Linked DNA regions of Homo sapiens: region 1 is linked to region 2. Evidence: chromatin loops called from intact Hi-C (ENCODE). Cell type or tissue: mammary epithelial cell. All regions are shown on one strand. Each heading gives the region's core, and the rest is flanking DNA. Links, peaks and the distances in the headings are about the cores only.

What was found. Hi-C counts contacts between places; a loop is a spot of excess contacts. Peaks named below come from ENCODE experiments on the same cell type or tissue, not always from the same donor. Only the 100,000 strongest peaks of a DNase experiment are listed, where the experiment ranks them.
Region 1: a loop joins it to region 2, with 7 times the contacts of the local background. A loop is called at or near these places in 39 of 110 quality-filtered maps.

The regions. Positions count from the first base shown.
Region 1 is chr15:42,083,132-42,092,688 of GRCh38, forward strand. It overlaps PLA2G4D (phospholipase A2 group IVD), which reads right to left. Exons shown (of 20, transcript NM_178034.4): 2 at 4,497-4,569; 3 at 4,169-4,305; 4 at 3,082-3,213; 5 at 2,360-2,400; 6 at 1,965-2,007; 7 at 585-648; 8 at 67-203. Among named protein-coding and RNA genes, the nearest start is that of PLA2G4D, 6.7 kb to the right of the region's middle. RefSeq lists enhancers at 516-1,131, 1,076-2,275, 8,307-9,281 and a silencer at 1,300-1,594. In mammary epithelial cell, for the core only: a CTCF peak has its summit at 1,450 (motif pointing left); a DNase peak (open chromatin) is centred at 1,580; H3K27ac peaks cover 807 bases.
Region 2 is chr15:41,984,017-41,994,652 of GRCh38, forward strand. PLA2G4E (phospholipase A2 group IVE) reads right to left here. Exons shown (of 20, transcript NM_001395548.1): 13 at 8,721-8,943; 14 at 6,105-6,219; 15 at 5,399-5,536; 16 at 4,033-4,140; 17 at 3,156-3,359; 18 at 1,823-1,989; 19 at 420-603. The region is part of intron 3 of PLA2G4E-AS1 (PLA2G4E antisense RNA 1); the gene reads left to right. Among named protein-coding and RNA genes, the nearest start is that of PLA2G4E-AS1, 17 kb to the left of the region's middle. In mammary epithelial cell, for the core only: a CTCF peak has its summit at 5,679 (motif pointing right); a DNase peak (open chromatin) is centred at 5,705.

The DNA.
Region 1 (9,557 bases), core at 1-2,500, 95 kb after region 2:
GGGGCCCGCTGCAGCTGGAGCTGCCCAAGCCTAGGATTGCAAACGAGGTCTAGAGCCAAGACCCACCCTCAGGCGCCCGCTCAGCTCTGTCTCTAGGGCTGCCATGTAGTGGAAGCGGAAGGCAGAGGCTGTGCCCAGGAAGGATGTCTGTGTGTCCTCATAGGACCCCTTCAGCACCAGCTCCAGCTCCAGCTTGTCCTGATCTAGGGAGAGAGTAGGCGGGTTAGCATGAGAACAAGAGCCCGGAACCCCAGCTCGGACCTGGGACAGCAGCACCACCACCTGGATTCAGAGGATGCCTGGGAGGCTGGGCCATCGTCAACAGCATTCTGAAAAGGGCCCTTCCCAGCCCAAGGGGCCCCACAACCCCCCATCCCGGACTCCTGCCTTCTGCAACATGCTCTCCCCCAGGTCAGGGGACCCTCCTGCCCAGCGGAGATGCGTGGCCCTCTGTGCCATGTGGGTGAGAAGAGAGAGGCAAGCTCTACCCTGCTGCTGGCCTCCTGCCCTGCGCAGGCTTCCCAGCAATCCTCCTCACCCCCACATCCAGGCAGAGTCCAGGCCTGGTTCTAAGCTGGTCTCACCTGCAACCACAGCGGTGCTCCCTGTGCTGTCCAGATGCACATCCAGGCATGACAGCTCTCGGGCCTGGGGAAGACCACATCATGGGCAGGGGCCTCTGCAGGGTAAGCTGAGGTCCCCTTAACCTCAACCCTCTGAGACCCACTGTCCCAAATCCACCACACACACAAGGAGTTGTGTGGGCTCAGGATGGGATTGGCTGCAGAGGCCCTTCATCCCATTGCCGATCCTCTGCCGCGGCTGAACCTGATATTCCGCAGCAGCCAGGAGGGCCCTGGCTCCACACCTCCCCTCCAGCTCCCCTGGCTTTGCCAAACTCCCGAAACCTCCTAGAGCGCCCAGCCCTCAGACACAGCTGTTTCTTCTCTTGTTTCCCTGTGGCTTGGAGCTGGAGGAGGTATTCTACCACAACTCCAAATAATCTAAGCAAGCCGCCCATCCATAGGAGGGTAGACGGGGCGTCGGACAAACCCTCAGAACGTCTCCTGGCTGTCCTCTGTGGCCTAACTGGGGGACAATGACAAGGCCAGGCCCCCGTGGCCTTGCCAAGGGAGCCTCTGCATGCTGTCTGTGAAGCATACCAGCAGATGCCCGCCACCCACGCTCCACACAATCACTGAATTTGCCCACCTGCTGTGTGTCTCCATCACCTCCTAAGAGGCAGTGCCATCGGCTTGACTTTATTTTCATGTGTATTTTTAAAAGTAATACCCGTCCATCAAACAGCCCCTAGGAGCTTAAATGCTGGGCTCTAGGTGCCTTCGCCCGTGACCCTGGACCCGCCTGCTCCCAGGTCTGTGCTGCTGGTCTGGGTCACTGTGATAATCGAGCGCGTCGCCCGCTCGCCACCTTGCGGCCATTTCTGTCCACTGCAGCTTCGTGAGCCCGTGGTCAGGAGCGCTGACCAGGACTCTCCCCAGTCCCAAGGAGGAGCTAGCTGCCTGAGCCTCTGATCCTCCTAGGTTGGCAGTACACCGCCCTGGGAACTCCCTCTGAGCCTCGGTGACCTCAACGTGAACAACCGGAAGGTGGGCCTGGCCTACCTGATTTCTTCACCGCTTCCCAGGGAAGCACTCAGTCAATCCCTAGAACTATGAGTTCACCGCAGGTGACTAAACACCTTCCGGAAGCACCCCGAACAGCCGTGGGCCAGAACCTCCTCTCAGCAGAGCCCTGCCTCCCCTCTCTCTATGCGCCCCTTAGCTCCAGGCCCCTCCAAGACCCACAGCCACAGGTGACCACCTGGCTGGAAGGCTAGGGGTGGTTTTACCACGAAGCCCTGCCCCTTCCTTGTCCCTGCTGGTCCACACCCCAGGCAGCTGCCCTCCCTCCCCAAGCGTCTGCTCTGGGGCCCCTCCCCTAAGCCTGGGGAAGGTGCTTACCACAATGACTTTGTTGGTGATGAGGTTTTCTGGGCGATCTGACCTGGAAAAATCAAACCATGCAAAGGCAAACGCTTCCTGCATTGACCTCCCGCTCCCGCCCATGTGGGGTCTCCCTGGGTGATGCTGAGGGCTCTGTAAGTCCTGGATTCGGTTCAGGGACAAGGGGAGATGCTTTGCAGGAGGAGAGGGGAGGGGAGAGAGCAGAGAGAGAAAACATCGGCCTTCCTCTCTGTGTTTCCCTAAGAGAAGCCCCGCCCCACTCCCGACCTCTCTGGCAGGGGTAGGAGATGAGGGACAGTCAGGCTGGACTGACCACAGGGAGATCTGGGTCAGGGCCATTTCCTCAGAGCCTGAGTCCTGAGACACTCCCTGGGCTGTGTGACATTACTCACGTTTCTTCCATCAGGAACTCCACATCCAGCTCCTCCTCTCCCTGAAATCAGAGAGCATGAGCAAGTCATCAGCACATACCTGTGTCTTCAGAGTTGACACAGTTCTTTTACAGGTGTCATCTCATCCTCTCAAGCGGTCTCCAAGGGAGGCACGTTAGTACAATTATTTCCAATTTATGGATGAGGAAACTGAGGTATGGGGCCAGATGGGCTACCTGCCCACATTGCCCACAGCTAGTAAGTCTGCAGAGAACAGGTCTCCCTCCCTTGGAGGTCCCACAACTCTGGGCAAGACTGAAGGGGAAGACAAGGAGCACAGCCAAAGGAGGCATGATGTGCAGGACCCATATCTTTTTCTTGAGGAGGGCCCAGACCCCCGAACTCTGCCGTCCCCACCCCCAGGCTGCAGCAGGAAGGGACGTGAGGCCTTCACAAAGCAGGCCTTGGCACCACCAGCAGGAGTGATGGATGCTGAGCTGTGTTTTGAGGGGTGGCCTTCCTGCCACAGGTGGCTAAAATTCCTCCACTGGGTGATTCAGCCTGTAACTGTAAAGTGAAGCCTTTTCCTTGCTTATTAAAATGCAAATCTAAAAAGGGGTTTAGATTTTTCTGTGAATGAGTTCACCCCAGCAGCCTCCCAACAGGTGGGAGAAATAGCTACTTCCTCAGCTTGGAGTTGGAAGAAGTGGGGCCCACGGGGACTTCCCCACCCACCCACCCACCTGGGGACTCTGGGAGAAGGTTTTCCGGAGCAGCTTGCCAGGGAGGACTTCTGAGATGTCATAGAGAACCTTGAAGCAGATGTCATCCTCCGTGACTGAGTCCTCATCATAGATGCTAAGCTCCAGAACATTCTAGGAACCAGGAACAGCGACTTAGCATTTTACCTGCTCATAGTGAGAGTAGCTCACCTCTGTTGAGCCCTTACTTGATGTCTAGAGTCAGAGAAGATCATTATGCCACCACACGTCTGCGCTTCAAAATAAAAAAAAAAACTGTAAAACTTAAATATAAGGAAATCTTATTAAATTTCAAATTTCCTCCTTCTAATTTTTGTTTTTATCAAACATAAAATTCTGAGCTGGGCATGGTGGCTCATGCCTGTTATCCAGCACTTTGGGAGGCTGAGGTGGGTGGGTCACCTGATGTCGAGAGTTCGAGACCAGCCTGGCCAACATGGTGAAACCCCATCTCTACTAAAAATACAACAAATTATCTGGACATGGTGGTGGGTGCCTGTAATCCCAGCTACTCGGGAGGCTGAGGCAGGCGAATCGCTTGAACCTGGGAGGCGGAGGTTGCAGTGAGCCCAGTTCGCGCCATTCAACTCCAACCTGGGCAATAAGAGCAAGACTCTGTCTCAAAAACAAAACAAAACACATAAAAGTCTGTCAAATAATTCCCTCTTCCTCTCTCCCTGTCTGTGTGTCTCTCTCTCCCTGGCTTTTCTGGCTCCCTGAGGTGCACCCTAAGGTATGTGCTGGTGATCTTTCACGGTCTTCCACGCATTATCTCATCTCACCCCACAGTGACCTGATCAGGAGGGGGCTCTTACTGTCTCTGTTTCATAGCTGGGCTTCGAGAGGAACCCAGCTTGTGGGAGTCAGTCCCACAGCCAGTTGGTGAAAGGACCATGTTCATTCTTTCATACATTCCCTTGCACACAGCACAGACAGGCCAGGGCACAGAGACCCCCTACTGCTGAGAGTTTCTCTGACAGCCCCAGAGGAAGCATGCTCTACCCCAGGAACCCTTGCATGGGGGTCCAGCCCGTTCACAAGGGAGTGGCCAGGAGTCCCGGGCCTTCACCTTGACCTGACTTTGGATAAGGAAACGGAAGGCCTCATTCCACACAGGATGACTGGTGTCGGTGAGCGTCTTGGTCTTAAACTTCATTCCAGGTGCGGTCGACAGCTGTAGGATCACGTAAGGGTCGGCCTCACTCACTGCCAAGGTTAAGGAAGTCTTCGTGAGGGAGTACTCCCCACACCCCTCTCCATGAGCCATGCCAGTTTCCTACCAAGACCCTGGCGGTCACCGCAGGTGACCCAGCCCAGCCCCAGGGCACTCGTCTTGGCCCTTCCTATGGGATCTGGTCCTCCCTGCTCCCGACAGAGCGCACAGGGCGGTTACTCACACAGGTCAGCCCAGCGCAGGTTCCGCGCCTCCAGGACCCTCACTGTGAGCTGCCAGCAGGTAGAGGCCTCCCCCTGAAGAGAAAATCAAACTCCAGAGTCCTTCCTGCATTCCCTCCCTTATGCCTGGAGCTGCAGCCCGGGCTGCCGACACCCCTCACCACTCTCCTGGTACTTGGTGGTGCTGACACCCCTGCCAGGCGTTCCGGGGACACCCTCTGGGGACCAAAGAGCCTTTGTCCACTTCTGTTTTGGGGGTCATGGTTCTGGGCTGCAGCAGTCAGGGAATAGCAGCACACCCAGATGTGGAATTTGTGGAACCCCTTCCCCTTCGGGAACAGAGCAACATGGGTAGTGGACAGAGCAAGGAAGTGAGGGCCAAGGAGTGGCAACCACAGAGGTCAGTTAGATGTCAGCCATTCCCAGAGCTCCCAGGGAGGGCAGCCCTTTGGCAAAACAAGGGTTACCTTTGGTGACCCTGCTGCCAGCACTGCCCACCCCTCAGCCCTTCCGGACGGGAAGCAGGCATATGACTTAAGGGAGGGTGAGCCTCAGCAGCCCAGTCCACAGGCGCTACCCTGGATCTCAGCTATCTGCACTGTAAGGGGTATGAATGAGGAAACTCCAAGAGCATCCAGCCATCACAGGGAGCAGTGGGTGCTGTGGGTGAAAGGCCACTGTGTATTAAGATGCTGATGAGGCCACATCAGCCACAGACAGCCCAGGTGTGAGGGAGAAGCAGCTGAGTGGGCAGAAGCTGGAGGAGAAGATGAGCCGAGAGTAGGTGGCAGGAGGGAAAGCAGATGGCCAGAGGGGCGTGGCTGAGGCCTGCTGGGGTCAGAGCACTGGGGGTGTCCCCACACCCTACTGCTGAGGTCCCCGGCACTGCCACGATCAGGAGGGCCCTGGAGTTTCTGTTCTTCCTGAGCCCTGCAGCACGGCTTTTTCTGGGCATCTGGCACAGGTTTCTTATAAGCCCCTTTGATGTGAGGTTACTCAAATCGGTTTGGCAGGGCAAATGGCATTTTTTCCTGTGGGCTGACCCCAAGGAAGGCTGTTGGCCTTGCATCCTCTTGGAAGGGAGCCTTCCCAGGAGGACCACCTATGAGGCACGTGGCCCCAGCAGAAAGAGCCCATGTCCAGAGGGTCTGTTAGAACAGGGGCTGTCAGGAAGGAACACTGCCTGTGCCGGGGAGTGGGGCAGTGGGAGCCCCAGCCAGGAGGGGATCCTGCAGGGCCACAGCATGGCAGGACCCCCAGGAGGCACCAAGCACATGAAGGCCTATGAAATGCTAACCCCAGGAGCCATGCAGTGTGGCGGCCCTGCTGAACAACCCAGAGACCACCTTCATTCCAGAAAAAAACCCGTGCTGGGGCTTCTGCCATTCAGCGGCTCTGCCACCAGGTTAGACTCCCCATTAAGTAAGTACGATCTTCTCAGACCCTATGTCCCTTCACCCGCTCCTCCCCGACCCTGAGGGAGCCAAAAGCCAGTGCAGTGTTTGCACAGTGAACATTTGATATCGCATAGCTGGGAGACTGTTGTGATAAAACCAGAGGTGTTTCCTGCTTTGCGCTCTCCCGTGACCAGACCCACTTCCATGCATGTGGTTGGAAGTTCTCGGTGCCCACAAGGACTCGTACCCGCTCTGCACAGATGCTGCTTGCTAGGGGCTGGCTCAGCACCCACGGGGACCTGAATCTCCACTCCCCACCAAAAACTGTAAAGGACCATGGGCCACAGCAAAGCCATATGCCTGGTGGCCCTGCCCCTGCATCTTTCCTCTCTGTGGTTCCATGCCAACGTCCTATCATTCCAGGCAGCTTCCCAGCAGAGCACATGTGACCTCCCCGAGCAAGGTAGATTTGTTTCTCTCTTCTTGGGGATTAACTCCAGTGGCACCAGCAACATGTCAACTCTATAAACCTTAAGCCTTATAGAGGTTGTCAGCAGCAGAGATTTCATGAACTTTGGGACATCTAGCTCCATTTCCTCCCCTCACTCAGATTCCACCACTGCCGGCCACAGGGAGGTGATGGCTGGGATGCTGGGGCCCTGCAGGGTATTGAGTTTGAATGTCCCGCTCCAAGACAAGACAGGTGAAGGGCAGAGGCAGCCCAGCCTCGCTCCCCTGCTCCCCCGGCCAGGCTGATACTCCACAGGTCCACAGCTTGTGGGCTGCTCTAAAGTCACTTGGGCTACTGAGAAGTGGCCCCAGTTACTCACTGTCTAGCCAGTCACCATCCCGGGTTTAAGCACTGTGGTTCATTTCTCCCTCCCATCACTGAGAGCTTCTCAACCTCAGAAAGCCCACCATTCCCCGGCAGGTTATTTTCCCTAGAGAAAAATCCCGATTCTCTTCACCTCTAAGATCATCGCTAACATGGAGTGCCCAGAACATGGTATTATTGGGACAGTGATTACAATGACTGGTCTTTACGGGGGCTTAAAGGCAGACTCTGGAGCCAGGTTGTCTGGATTTAAACCCTGGCCCTGCCACTTACTTGCTGTGTGACCTTGGACAAGTCACTAAACTTCTCTGTGCCTCTGTTTCCTCATGTGTAGTGGAAATAATAGTTTTGACCTCACATAGTATTCTGAGGCTTAAAATGTTAATGCCTGCAGACTGCTTAGGAATAAAGTAAGCAGTTTTTAGGTAACTGCTATTGCTACTACTGTTTATTAAGTATTTGCCATGTTTTCAGGCACTGTGAATGTTGCAGATACCAGGATGAAATCACTTTTGTCAGACCCCGACAAATTAGGGCTGGGAACGCATGAAAGAGCAGAGCTCGTATTTACATGTCTGAGATGAGAGTTGTTTCCAAGGACTTCCTACAAACCCCACAGAAAACAGCTTCACATCCTTCATGCCAAAGTCCCTCTTTGACAGGAAGAGGGAAATGAGCAGACCCGCCCTGTTCCCTGCTAGCACCGGTGCCCTGTGGTGGGGTAATGCAGGAGGTCAGAGAGAAGAGGAGTGGAACACCTGGGCACAGCCCCTGGTCCTGGGGACTCAGTCCTGTGAATGCCGGCTGGAGGTGAGGCAGTTTCCAGTTGTGGGGCAGACTCAGGCTCCCAAATCGCTGACACTTAGGCTTTTGTTTTACCTGGGAGCTAGACCTAGAGGAGGCTGAGGGAAAAGGGGGAAGGGGTACAGCCTTCGCCAGGGAGATGAGTTGACAAGGTTCATCACTAGACATCCATTAGGACTGCAATAATTCAGATAAGATGCTCTCAGAAAACACGTGCCCAGTAACAGCATCTCCACCAATGAACTGACAACTCTGGCTTTGAGCTCTGGAACCAATGAACTCTGTTTCCAAGCAGTTTCTGTGAGCCTCCCCCTTTTTTCCAGTAAAAGCTTCCCTTTCCCCTTCCCTCACAATTGCCCTGGCGGCCTGTCATTCGACACATTCCGAGCCACAGTCATTTCTCATTCCAGAGTAAACACAACATAGAGATCATTTTCTCTCGTGTCTTTCTGTAGGGTGACAATACTGTACTAACCATATTACCTACCGTGTGGGTGGCAAGCCACCCAGGCGCCGAGGCAAGAGACCGAGGATACAAGCTGTTCCAGTATAATAAAATATAAAACAAGAATAGTTATACCAGATATAGATCTTAGATACGATTATATATGAATATCATTAATCATTAGTTTGTAGCAATTACTCTTCAGTCCAATATTATAATAATCCTCGCTCTATAATCATAACCTAGGAAAAACCAGGCCATACAGAGATAGGAGCTGAGGGGACACAGTGAGAAGTGACCAGAAGACAAGAGTGCGAGCCTTCTGTTATGCCCAGACAGGGCCACCAGAAGGGCTCCTTGGTCTAGCGGTGACGCCAGCGTCTGGGAAGATGCCTGTTGCCAGGCGGACCATGGTCTAGCGGTAGCGAAAAGTGTCAAGGAAAAACATCTGCTACTTAGCAGACCGGGAAAGGGAGTCTCCCTTTCCCCGGGGGAGTTAGAGAAGACTCTACTCCTCCACCTCTCGTGGAGGGCCTGACGTTAGGCTCGCCCGCAGTTACCTGGAGGCCTAACCATCTCCCTGTGATGCTGTGCTTCAGTAGTCACGCTCCTAGTCTGCCTTCATGTTCCATCCTGTACACCTGGCTCTGCCTTCTAGATAGCAGTAGTCAATTAGTGAAAGTACTAATAGTCTCTGATATGCAGAAATAATGGCGTAAGCTGTCTTTCTCTTTGTCTCCTCTCTCTCTCTGCCTCGGCTACCAGGCAGGGAAGGGCCCCCTGTCCAGTGGACACGTGACCCACGTGACCTTACCTATCATTGAAGATGACTCACACTCTCTACCCTGCCCCTTTTGCTTTGTATCCAATAAACAACAGCACAGCCAGACATTCAGGGCCACTACCGGTCTCCGCGCATTGGTGGCAGTGGTCCCCCGGGCCCAGCTGCCTTTTCTTTTATCTCTTTGTCTTGTGTCTTTATTTCTAAACTCTCTCGTCACCGCACACGGGGAGAGACCCACCGACCCTGTGGGGCTGGTCCCTACACTACTGTAACTTTATTTATCCTCCCACAGCTTCAAAAGACAGTACTCCCATTTCCTCCCATTTTCTACATGAGGGAATTGAGGCTCAGAGAGGCTAACTTGCCCAAGGTCACAGAGTTAGCAGGGACAGAGTTAGAATTCAAACTTCCAGGCCAGAGCTCACAACCCCCGTCTATTCTACCTTCCCAGGACTTTTGCTTCTTTGGAAAAGCATGCAACTCTTCCCTCATTGCCCCACGGATATCTAGGATATCTAGACACTAGATTTTCATAGATTTGTCTAATTTGACTAACAGATATTCATAGATTTGTCACAGATTTGACTAATATGATTACTGAGATAACCGACACTTTAACTGATATGAATCTTTTCCCCTGAGGGCATAGGGGCGTCACATTCCCTTCTGAAAGCTCCTCCCATCTGAAATACCTCCTTAATTGATGACTAACCCGGAGGCTTCTGGAGGAAATTCGTCAGCCCAGTCACCTGTAGGATCCCCCGAATGCCTCCCTGCTGAGGGTCTCAGCCACTCTGA
Region 2 (10,636 bases), core at 4,117-6,616:
GGTTGGAATGACTTGTTTCCACATCTCTCCCCAAGGCCCACCAACCTGCACTCACGGACACACACACCTGCATGAAAACCTGTACACACGCACACCCTCACACACGCACCTGCACACCTGCAAGCTCCTCAGGGCGTGGTGCAGGCTTGCCCATTGGAGGATTGCCCTAGCACCAAGCACAGTACTGGGCACATGGCTGAATGTCAGAAAATGTAGAATGACTGAAAGAATGGGGGATGACACTACCAGCCCATGGGGGTGAGGGAATGGGAGGCGCCCTTCTTTGTGGAAGCCAAGGTTGGCTCAGGCTGGAGCTGAGCCAGGCTTCCCCGTTAGTGCCCTTAGAGACTCTACAGATCTAAAGGCATTCCCGGGCCAAGGGCAGCAGGTGCTGGGAACTGAGCACAGAGGCAGCTCACCTGGTGCCTTGTATTTTCGGAAAGTGTCATTGATGAGTGGGAAGAAAGTCACGATGGGGGCATCGGGTTCCTGGGGGTTCTCCATCAGGTAGCATTCCTTGAGATTTTCATTCTCATCTGGCAGCTCGTATTTGGGGAAGGGGATGTTCTGCACAGTGCAGTACTCACAGGTTTGTTTCAGGGGCTGGAACAGCACAGAGGGCGTGTTTGAGCATTAGGAGGAGTGGGAGTGGAGGAGAAGCACAGAGTTCTTAGCCCCAGCTTCCTGATTTCCCCAGCTAACAACTCAGCTCCCCAACTGCTTTGCCAGTGTATGGTATTTTGAGACTAAAGCCAGGTCAGGACAAAAGGCCCGAGGCAGTAGGTGGATGCACCTCCAGTTGCAAGCTGCTTCCCCAAGTAAAATGGACAAAAGCCCTTTCGTTGGTGTTCGCATCCAAACACAGACTTGGGTGGATGTGGTGGGTAGCCTGGAAGGGCGACTGGAACCAGGCTATACACAGCCAGAGCTGCCCAGGCCCCTGTGGGATGTGCATGGGCTTTGGAGCTGACAGTAGTACAGGGCTAGAAAAGACTCTGCAAGGGCATCTCTAAAAGCATGATGTCGCAGGAAGAGCACTGCCTTAGAGTGTCAGAACCCCCTCAGTTCTGCCCCTCGTTCCTCTGCTCACTAGCTGTGTGATCTTAAGCAAGTCTCTCTGTGTCTTGGTTTCCTCATCCATAACATGAGAAATGATAGCAGTTGTGCCGTCTCCCTCCAAGAGCTGGTGTAAGGGCCAAACAAGATCACACGTAGGAAAGTGCATTGTTACCCATTTACAAACTTAGATTGTTTTCATTGTTGCCCTGTTGGTCTGTGTACACTTCACTTCGCCTGGCTTCAGGGTAGAACTGTATACACATAGAACTTTCCAAAGTAAATTAAAAAAATAAAAACTTCTGGTTCTGACAAGTGCCCTCCTCTCTCGCCAGGCTTCCCTCCCACCTGAGAGCACTTGAGTGTAATTCATGGAGGGTCATATACCCTGGGGGAAGGGAGAGTGTGATCATTTTGAAAATAGGATATTACAAGCTCTTGAATGGAATGGGCTCTACTAAGGTTATTTTTAAAAACTCATTTTTTGTAGCTGAAGAATTGCCCAATATGGCAAATGCTCCAAGGCAAGAGTAAAATTCGAATTTGCTAAGTCAACATGGGCACCATGGTGTGAGAGCCAGCTGGCTGCCCGTGAGTTCTGGGTGTCTGACTTCCCATCATGACTGCTGCTTGGCTTCCTCTGATGCTCTCTGGGGGCTGTCTAGAGCATGCCTCTTCCCAGTTCACAGCGAGTGAGGCCACTGACTGCGGGGCCCATCTTAGGAGAGGCTGCAGCCCATGCTCAGGAGGGAGGCTGCGCACTTGCCTTTGTCTGGGACCCAGCACAGTAGTTGAGGTGGATGATGAGGTCGGCTTTTCGCTCTGGCCTGAGGAGGGGCGGGTAGCTGGAGTTGACAAAGAACGCAGTGTCCAGCAGGCACAGGTGGTTCGCGGACTCGGTCAGCTGGTTTGGGAAACCATCTAGCACTGTGTCTGAAAGCCAAGCCTTCCCGTTACCAACACACCTGGTGCCCTGACAGCCAATGGACAGAGGCACTTGGGGGGACGGAGCGCCCTGTCTGGAGCATCCTTCGCCTCAGCCTGACCAGGACGCCCACTGAGTTCCAGTGCCCTCTGGGTGGCTGAGGAAGAACAGCGTTATCTTGGGCTTTTAGCTAGTCTTTTATGGGATATTGATACTTGTGGGGTATAAGGGGCTTAAGACCACCCCATAAATAGTGTAAACCCTGGGCCCTGAGTCAGCTGTCCCATTGGCCCCAGATGGTGAGGATGAGGCTTAACAGGCCAGGCTGAAGCAGCCATTTGCAGGCCACGGCCAATTAAAATATTAAGAAGGCGAAAGTCAATGCCTTAGGGCCTCAGCAGCAGAGGAGGCGGCACTGAGCTGACGCTGCAGGACCACAGTTTAAGGCCTGGCTCTGCTGCTTACCACTTGGGGGTTCCTGAGCTGGGCCATCCCTGCCCAGTTCCAAGCGGGCACCACTCACATTTTTTTTTTTTTTGAGACAGGGTCTTGCTCTATTGCCCAGGCTGGAGTGCAGTGGCGTGATCATGGCTCATTGCAGCCTTGACCTCCTGGGCTCAAATGATCCTTCTATCTCAGCCCCCAAGTAGCTGGGACTACAGGTGCTCATCACCATGCCCAGCTAATTAAAAACAATTTTTTTTTAAGAGATGGGGTCTCACCATATTGCCCAGGCTGGTCTCAAACTCCTGGACTCAAGAGATTCTCCAGCCTCGGCCTCCCAAAGTGCTGGTGTTACAGGTATGAGCCACTGTGCCTGGCACCACTCACATTAAAGGGCATCCCCAGAACACAACTGCAGAAAGTAAGACCCCCTGTTTCCCCATCTGTAACATGGGGCCAACTTCTACCTGCTAGGACTGTTGTACAGATTCTGTATAGAATGACTGTACAGATGCAGTGAGTTAAGTACCCACACCACTCCCTGCTGCCAGACACATACAGTGTTCAAGACGACACCACCAAATGTGGAAAACACCATGGGGAGAGAGGTGCCTGGCCCAGTGAACATAGCCAGAGAAGTTTTCTTATTCTTTATCCATGGCAGCCTTGACATCCACATCTTCCTCCTCCATATGGAGGCAGGCCTCAAGGAGTAGCCAGGTAGGGTTACCTTTCCACCTAGAGAACTGGCCATTCTGGAGGTAGTTGGTGTGCAGCTGCAGCCCAGACAGGAAGTTGTGAAACTCAGACACGAAGGACCGATGGGTAAGGATTTCTCGGAAAGAATTGGACAGCCATGACCCTGGGATCACTACCGTGGTCTCCAGGATGTTAGCATCACATTTGGGGATTTCAGGCAGGATCGGCTCGTCTTCTGCAGGGGAGGGAGGGATGAAGGGCAGGTCATGAGAGGTGGAGTCCCCAGATTGCCTATGCGAAGCCCCACATGGTTGCCTGGCACCCAGGGGTGAGCACTGTAAAAGCAGCTCATACCTTCCTTGCTGGGCTCTCAAGGTCCTGGCACTGGGGTTAGGAGGATTCAGGTGAGAGACATGGAGTAAGCAGAGAGGTAGTAGAGAGGGAGGGGGAGCGAGACAGCTAAGAAGCGTCCTGGAGAGGACAGGGAGTTTCAAAGAGTGACCTGTGACTGCTATAGACCCTACTCTCCTCACTTCTCCTGGGTGCTGGCAGCCTTGCCTCCAGGCCTTGGCGCTGGTGTCACTCACCTACAGTCACCCTCCCCTCCAGGCAGGGAAGACACTGTAGCCCCAGCTGCCCTCCCACGTCTTAGGCCATAGGTGACGATGCGGAAACATGTGGCAGGGGGCCTCATCCTCGGTTTGTGGTCCACACCCCGCCCCCCATCACCCAGCCATGAGGGAAAGCCGGGGGCCGCCCCCCATCACCCAGCCATGAGGGAAAGCCGGGGGCCGCCCCCCATCACCCAGCCATGAGGGAAAGCCGGGGGCCGCCCCCCATCACCCAGCCATGAGGGAAAGCCGGTGTCACCCATCACCCAGCCATGAGGGAAAGCCGGGGTCACCCACCGATGTCCTGCACTTTCTCCCTTGTCCACCTGTGGAAAAACTCCTCCGAGGTGTGTGACAGGTTCCAGGCATCCAGCAGGTTCAGGGAGAAGATGCTGCTCCACAGGCCTGGGAGCCAGGGCCAGCGTGAGCAGCTCCACCCTGCAGCCCCAGGCCCCACACTGACATTTGATTCCCCACTCCCCCCACCCCCCCACCCCACGCAAGCCAGGCTGCTCCACAGGCGGGACAGACTTCAGACTTCCATGTCCTTCTCCCCTTCCCACTGCAGCTCAACACAGTGACTGAGGGGCTCAGCTCTCAGCTCTTCTCTTCCCTCCCCTCAGTGCCGGGAGACGTAAAGGTGTATAAGGCACAGCCCCGGCAGGGATTTAATGCTGGCAAGTGCAGGCTTTGAGTTTAAGTCCAGCTGCTGTCAGTGAATACATCTAAAGCATTTAGGGCAGCACCTGGCACATGGCGAGCACTCAATAAATGCAAATGCTATTTGTTATTATGATTTTTAAATGTAGGCATTAGACATTGACCCATTTGGAATCTCTATAAGGTGGGTTTTACTCTTAAGCCTAATTAACTAAGGAGAAGATGGAGGCTTCGACAGGTGAGGCAATCTGGCCAACTTTACACAGCTAGTGAGTGAGAAGCCAGAGTTCAGAGTTCAAGCCCACGTGTTTTGCCCACAGTTTTCTAAACCACATGCTCATCAGCATAGGTGTTCAGGGGAAGGAGAGGCCACCGTGGGCTGGGGGCTTCTGGGGGAAGAAGTGATGGGACTGAGTTGGATCTTGCAGGATGGGTTGGTTTGGGATAGACAGAAGGGGAAGGCACAGACAACTAATTTAAATAAGGGCGTGTTGGGGCTGTGAATGTGGGTCTGTTTCTGAAGAAGCCCTTTGACGGGCGCAGCTAAGACTCTGAAGGGAAGAACTCGAGTGGGTCCTGCATTCGGTGGGCCCAGCTCATGAAGAACCGAGGCGCTTAGGGTGGGAGGCTGGGCTAGGCTTCTCTGGTGACCCTGCCCCTTACCCTGTGGTCTCCCTGGACCCTCGGGTCCCAGGTCTGGGTTGGCCCCTGGAAGCAGGCACACTGCTGGCCGAAGCTAGACGGGAGTGGGTGGGAGTTACAGAAGCTTCCGTCTGAGTCTGCTGTTCCCAGTGTGGTGCTGAGCAGGCTGCAGGGAGACTGCTGGAGACCAGGAAATTGGGAGAGCCCCCAGACCAACTCTGGTCCCCAGTGACTTGGGACCACTCCTAGGATGAGACAATGCTGGCAAGTGCCCCGAGTGTCACATAATCAGGGGCCAACCCAGGGTGGCCCAGCACTGGGCAGCAGCCCCCTGTCATTCCGCCAGTTGCAAGGCAGTCACCTAGCATGTAGCAGATTCGAGACTCCGGGATCCTCTTCACCAGCCGCCCCATGAAGAACTCGGAGCCGAAGAGCTCGGAGGGGATGAAGGCCCCATACTTCTGCAGGCCCACCTCGTAGGGGGAGAACTCGAACCACTCTGCACATGAAGCAGCAGGACGGGGGTCAGTCTCAGGCCAGGGAGCCGTCCACACAGCCGGGCCCCCCTCCTGCCTGCAGCCACTGGCTCAGGCCTTGGAAAGCCTGGGACAGGGAGGCCGCAGTTCCCCCAAAGGACACATGGGGGCACCCTTGGCCAGCTTCTGCTGGTGTAGCAAGGGTCAGCTTTGCCATGCTTTGCAAGGAGGATGGCTCATTTGCACCTCAGAGCCTGTTGAATGGGACAAAAACTGACCCTGAAGCAGGGCAGCTCTCTCGAGTCTCTCTCTCTCTGGGCAGCGTAGAAATATCTTCCTTTCACAACCTTTGTCTTCCCCAGTGTCATTAAACACATGCCCAGGGAAGCTGCAGACAGTGCCTGCCGGCCTCACCCATGCAGCAGGGCAGATTGGGGTAGCAAAGGTGATTTCTCCAGCTGTGTGCACAGTCTGGATGTAGAGGTTGACAAAGATGAGTGGGATTGGGGGACCTGGAGGTGCTGGGTGCTTTTGCCCACCAAGAAGTCCCCCCCTCCACCCCACTTGTAAATCACCAGCCACTGGTGTTACCTCTGAAGTCCTGGTTGCTTACATCATCCTTGACATTGATGGTGAGGTAGATGGGCAGGGGGTTCTGGCCGCAGCTCAAAGCAGCACGCTGATCTGACAGTTTGCATTCATTTCTCTGTGGGGAAACAAAATGGTTAAAGAGAAGCAGCAGCCCAGAGGGTGAGGGAGGCAGTGCAGAATGAGAAGACAATCTGGACCCCCGCAGCCACTTCCTGGCTCCTGAGCTCACCGGGCTGCTGTATCGGCCCCAGCTGACACCAGCCAAATCACTCTGAAAGGGCACCAATGGCATAGGCACCACCCCCTCGGGCTGCCCACCACCAGACAGGGGCCGGGACTGGATCCGCAGTTTAGGACAGTCTCTCAGAGTCCCAGGGTCTTGGTCTTAGGGGTCAGCAGATAAAGAGGAAGGGGTGGGAGAGGCTAGCACTGCCCCTCTTCTGCCCCATCGTCTTCCCTCTGCTAGAACTGGAGCAGCTCCATGTTTAGCATCTCCATTTTTTAAAAAAAATCAGCTTGGCATGTTGAGCTCCCTCAACTGAGGGGTAAAAAGTTGGGGGAAAAGAAGTTTCCCTTCCTCCGCTCCCCTGCCCTCCCCTCCCTCCCTCCCCTCCTCTTCCCTTCTTTTTTTTTTTTTTTTTTTTAACAAAAGACTTAGGACTTGAACACTAGATGGTTGCTGAGGTCACTCTAATCCCCAGAGTGGGGAGCCTTTCAGATCAGCCCGGGCCACAGTCCACCTCCCAAAGTGAATCAGCCACTGCAAACGAGGCAGAATCAAGGTCTTAGAGGCCCAGGCTCTGACCCCAGGCCAAGCAGCTGACTCCTGGGTGACCAACCCTGGTCACCCCAGTGTGCAAAGGCTACAGAACCTGTGTGGAATGGCAAACACATGTATATGCCCAATGACATGTGGGTCTCCTTTGAAAGAAAACAGGGTCATAACTGGGCCCAGAGATCTGGGCATCACAGAGCCCACTGTCCTGGAAGTAAAGCTGCAGGCTCAGGGAAGAGCCGGTCCACATTCATTGTCAAGGTGGCCCAAGGGAAAGGGGCTCCTGTCCTGGCCAGAGCGCAAGAGCAGAGGCCTCTCAACAACAACCCTGCCCTTGCTTTCCTGGGAACCCAGCTCCTTCCCACCAAACCCCCAGAATGCTGAGACTCCTGATGTCGGAAGACTCGGTGCTTCCTCCTCATCATATGCGGCACTCATGATTGTTACAATATTGTTGAAAATGTTAACTAGCACTTATTGATGTAATTCCCACTTAAGGAATAGTAAAGAGCAGGGCCTGAATTTCAAACCCATCCTGACTGAATCCCAAGGCCGATGCCCTTGGCCTCTGCCTGCTCTGCTTCATAGGGAGGACAGGTTAAGTGGTGGGTTATCACAGGGGCAGGGTGGGTGGGATCCATCAGAAGTGGCGAGGGCCTGGGGTTGGAAGCCATGTCCCATTCCTTTCTGAATCCCCATTTGCCAGCGCAGTTCCTGGCATGCAGGAGGTACTCAAGTAATTTAATTGAAGGAATGAGGGAAGATTGAAGATGAGGGTCCGGTCATTCTCAGGTGCTCAAACTGTCTGGCTTTCTGGAAGATGGAACCTACTATTATAAAAAATAATTGCTGCAATGACTTTCTGGCAAGTTCTGATTTGAATTCAGAACTCCCCGGACACCTTTGGAGTGGAGCAGGGAACCGTGGGCCTGGACAGAGGTGGGAAGCTCTCCTCTGGGGCCAGGCAACAACAAAAGTTGTTAATCTCGGCTTGTGCAACCTAAAGGGCACAGATGTCAGCTGAGCCCACCCTGATGTCCAGGATCGCAACACCCCTTGGAGATCCCTGTGCTGTGCCATGTGTCCAGGAAAAGGACCACCCTGTGCTGGGTAGCAGCTCTCACAGCAGCAGCCACCCAACACAGGCTGGTCCTCTTCTTGGGCACGTATTAGTCAGATCACTGGATCTCAGAATAGGAAGGAACCTCATTGGGCCCACTGGTGGCCATGAGAACGGGCCCTGCAGACCTCCAACTGTAGAGAGTGTTATTGACTGAGGACCCCAGCTGCTGTGCTCTGAAATCCACAGCTGAGTCTGTGCTGAGGCTGCACTTCCTGTGACTGAGTGGGGCAGGGATACTGAGGCTGGCCCGTTCTGGGAGACGCGGGACTCCTGTGACAGCCAGCTTTGGCTGGAGGACCCTCCAAGGGCCTTGCAGACCACATGGTGGTCTGGGATGCTGCCGCCTGACCTTTCTTCCTCTCCCCACCCCTAGGGTCAGACTCGCTTCATGGCGTCACTGCTCTCCAGTCTTCCCCGGCTTCCTCCCCGTTTTTCCCTCACAGGTGTCTTGGCGTGGCTCTCAGAGGACGTGCTGCCCTAGGCAGGTTTGCCTCCAACACGAGGGTCTCAGCCATCCTCTAAAGGGTACACGGGAGACAATCCCACCACCTTCCTCCGTCATAGAGTCCGACACCTTATCGGTCTTCCAGCCCAAGGATACTCCCGCAGGTCTAACCTAATCCCCTGTGTGCAATGGAAGTCCTGACTCCCCTGAGGAAGAAAGAGAGCCAGGCATCAGCCAGGGCAGGGTGGGGCCCAGGAGAAGCCGAGCACCTACCTCGTCCCCCAGGCAGGTCTCTATCAGCAGGCCCCAGAAGTCTGTAAAGGTGACCCTGTAGCCTTCCTGGCTGCGCTGCCGGAGCTCCTCCTGGAATTTGCGGAGCTGGTCTGGGAACAGGGAGGGTAGCTTGTCCTTTACCACATGTCTCCGAGCCTCAAAGATAGCAGGCTCCAAGTTTTTGGAGGACCAGTCAGGGTCACGGTACAAGGTAGCCATGGTCCTGGAAAGAGACAGGCACAGCTGATAGGGCTGACCCGGCCCCTGTCTGATGAGTCCTGGACCCGGGCAGGAGGGAAGGTGGGCAGGCCATTGAGAACCCTAACCTGCCAGGAGGGGAACCTGGAGAGTAGGGGTGAGGCAGAGACCTGGCAGACAGTGAGGAGCAGGGGAGGTGAACATTATTACTCATAATCACAAGTGCTACCAGTTCTCAAATGCCCACTGTGTGCCAGGCATAACAGTGGTTAAGATGAAGATTCTGGATCCAGAACTTTCTGGATCAAGCCAGGCTCTGTCGCTCACTAGCTGTGTGATCTTGGGCAAGCTACTTAATCACCGTTCCCTTCAGTTTTCCTGTCTGTGGAATGGGGAGAATTACAATAATTGTACCTGCTTCACAGAGTTCTGGTGAAGATTACATGAGTTAAGGTGATGTGGGGTAGCTAGAACAGTGCATGGCACAGAACAAATGCTGGAGCCCACATTTAAACCCAGGCTCGACTGATTACAGGTCCTGGCTGTTTCTACTCTGCCATGTTAATTCCTATAATTCTGATGTTGACTGAGGATTTATTTCCCTTTCTCTTCTTAACTTACATGTTGGTTGTCGGGGGGAGCAAAACAAAGAGGTGATCCCACTAGCCCTGGGTCTGGCCTCAGTCTGCCTCTTCTTGGCCTGGATCCAGCTTTTCTGCGTCAGGACAGGAAAGGGCCCTTTTCATTCTGCGCCTGAGAATGACCTCCCTGGCAGTGCAGCTAGTCTGCGGCTGCACATTTAAGGAAACAGGGGCCTCCTCCCTCACAGGACTTGCTTTTGGGAAGGTGGGAGGTGGTCAGGAGACTTTTCAACAAAAAGCACCCTGCTCTCCATAAGCTTCACCCATTCATTTTATACTTTAAAAAAGCTTCCAGAAGCCATTGCAAATGAGTTTTTAAAAGAATACGACTTGTGCTTTCCCCAGGCCAGGGGACCCCACCCATCCCACCCCGGCTGGGCCTGAGTTCCTCCTGCTATCTGTCTATCGCATAGTAGTCCGGGAGGACGCAGGTGCCCCTCAACCTGCTGGAAGCAAGTTACCTTCTTAACCTACTACCGGGGGCAGCCATTTAGCATGGAGGTTAAGGATGTGGGCCCGGGACTAGGTTCAAATTCTACTCCACTGCTCATTAACTGAGTGTCCCTGGCAAATTACTCTGTTTCTCCAGCTGAAAAATAATGACAATGCCTCTCTCATAGTTTTTTGTGAGGAAGAAACAAGATGAGCCATAGGAAGCAGTGACTCCAGTGCTTAGCAAGAGGCAAATGTCTCCTTCTGTCTCACCTGGGCTGGCGCCTCTGCCCCCCGGGGGGGTGTGTGGCACAGGAGCCCTTGGCTTTCCAAGGCCCATTCACATCCATTTGCTCACACGGGGGCTACCCAGAGCTCCTCCAGTATACAAGGCACAGCAAGGGACCTCAGGGCTCACAGGCCCACCAGTCACAGACAGGACACGGCCCTGCTTGATAGGCCACCCTGAACCAGGGCCACGCAGGGTTTTGATGGGCCCCACAAAAAATGTTTATATGTTTTTTATTTTTGTTTTTTTTAAAGACAAGTCCTCCCTATGTGGCCCAGCCTGGTCTTGAGCTCCTGGCCTCAAGCAAGCCTTCTGCCTCTGCCTCCCAAAGTGCTGGGATTACAGATGTGAGCCAC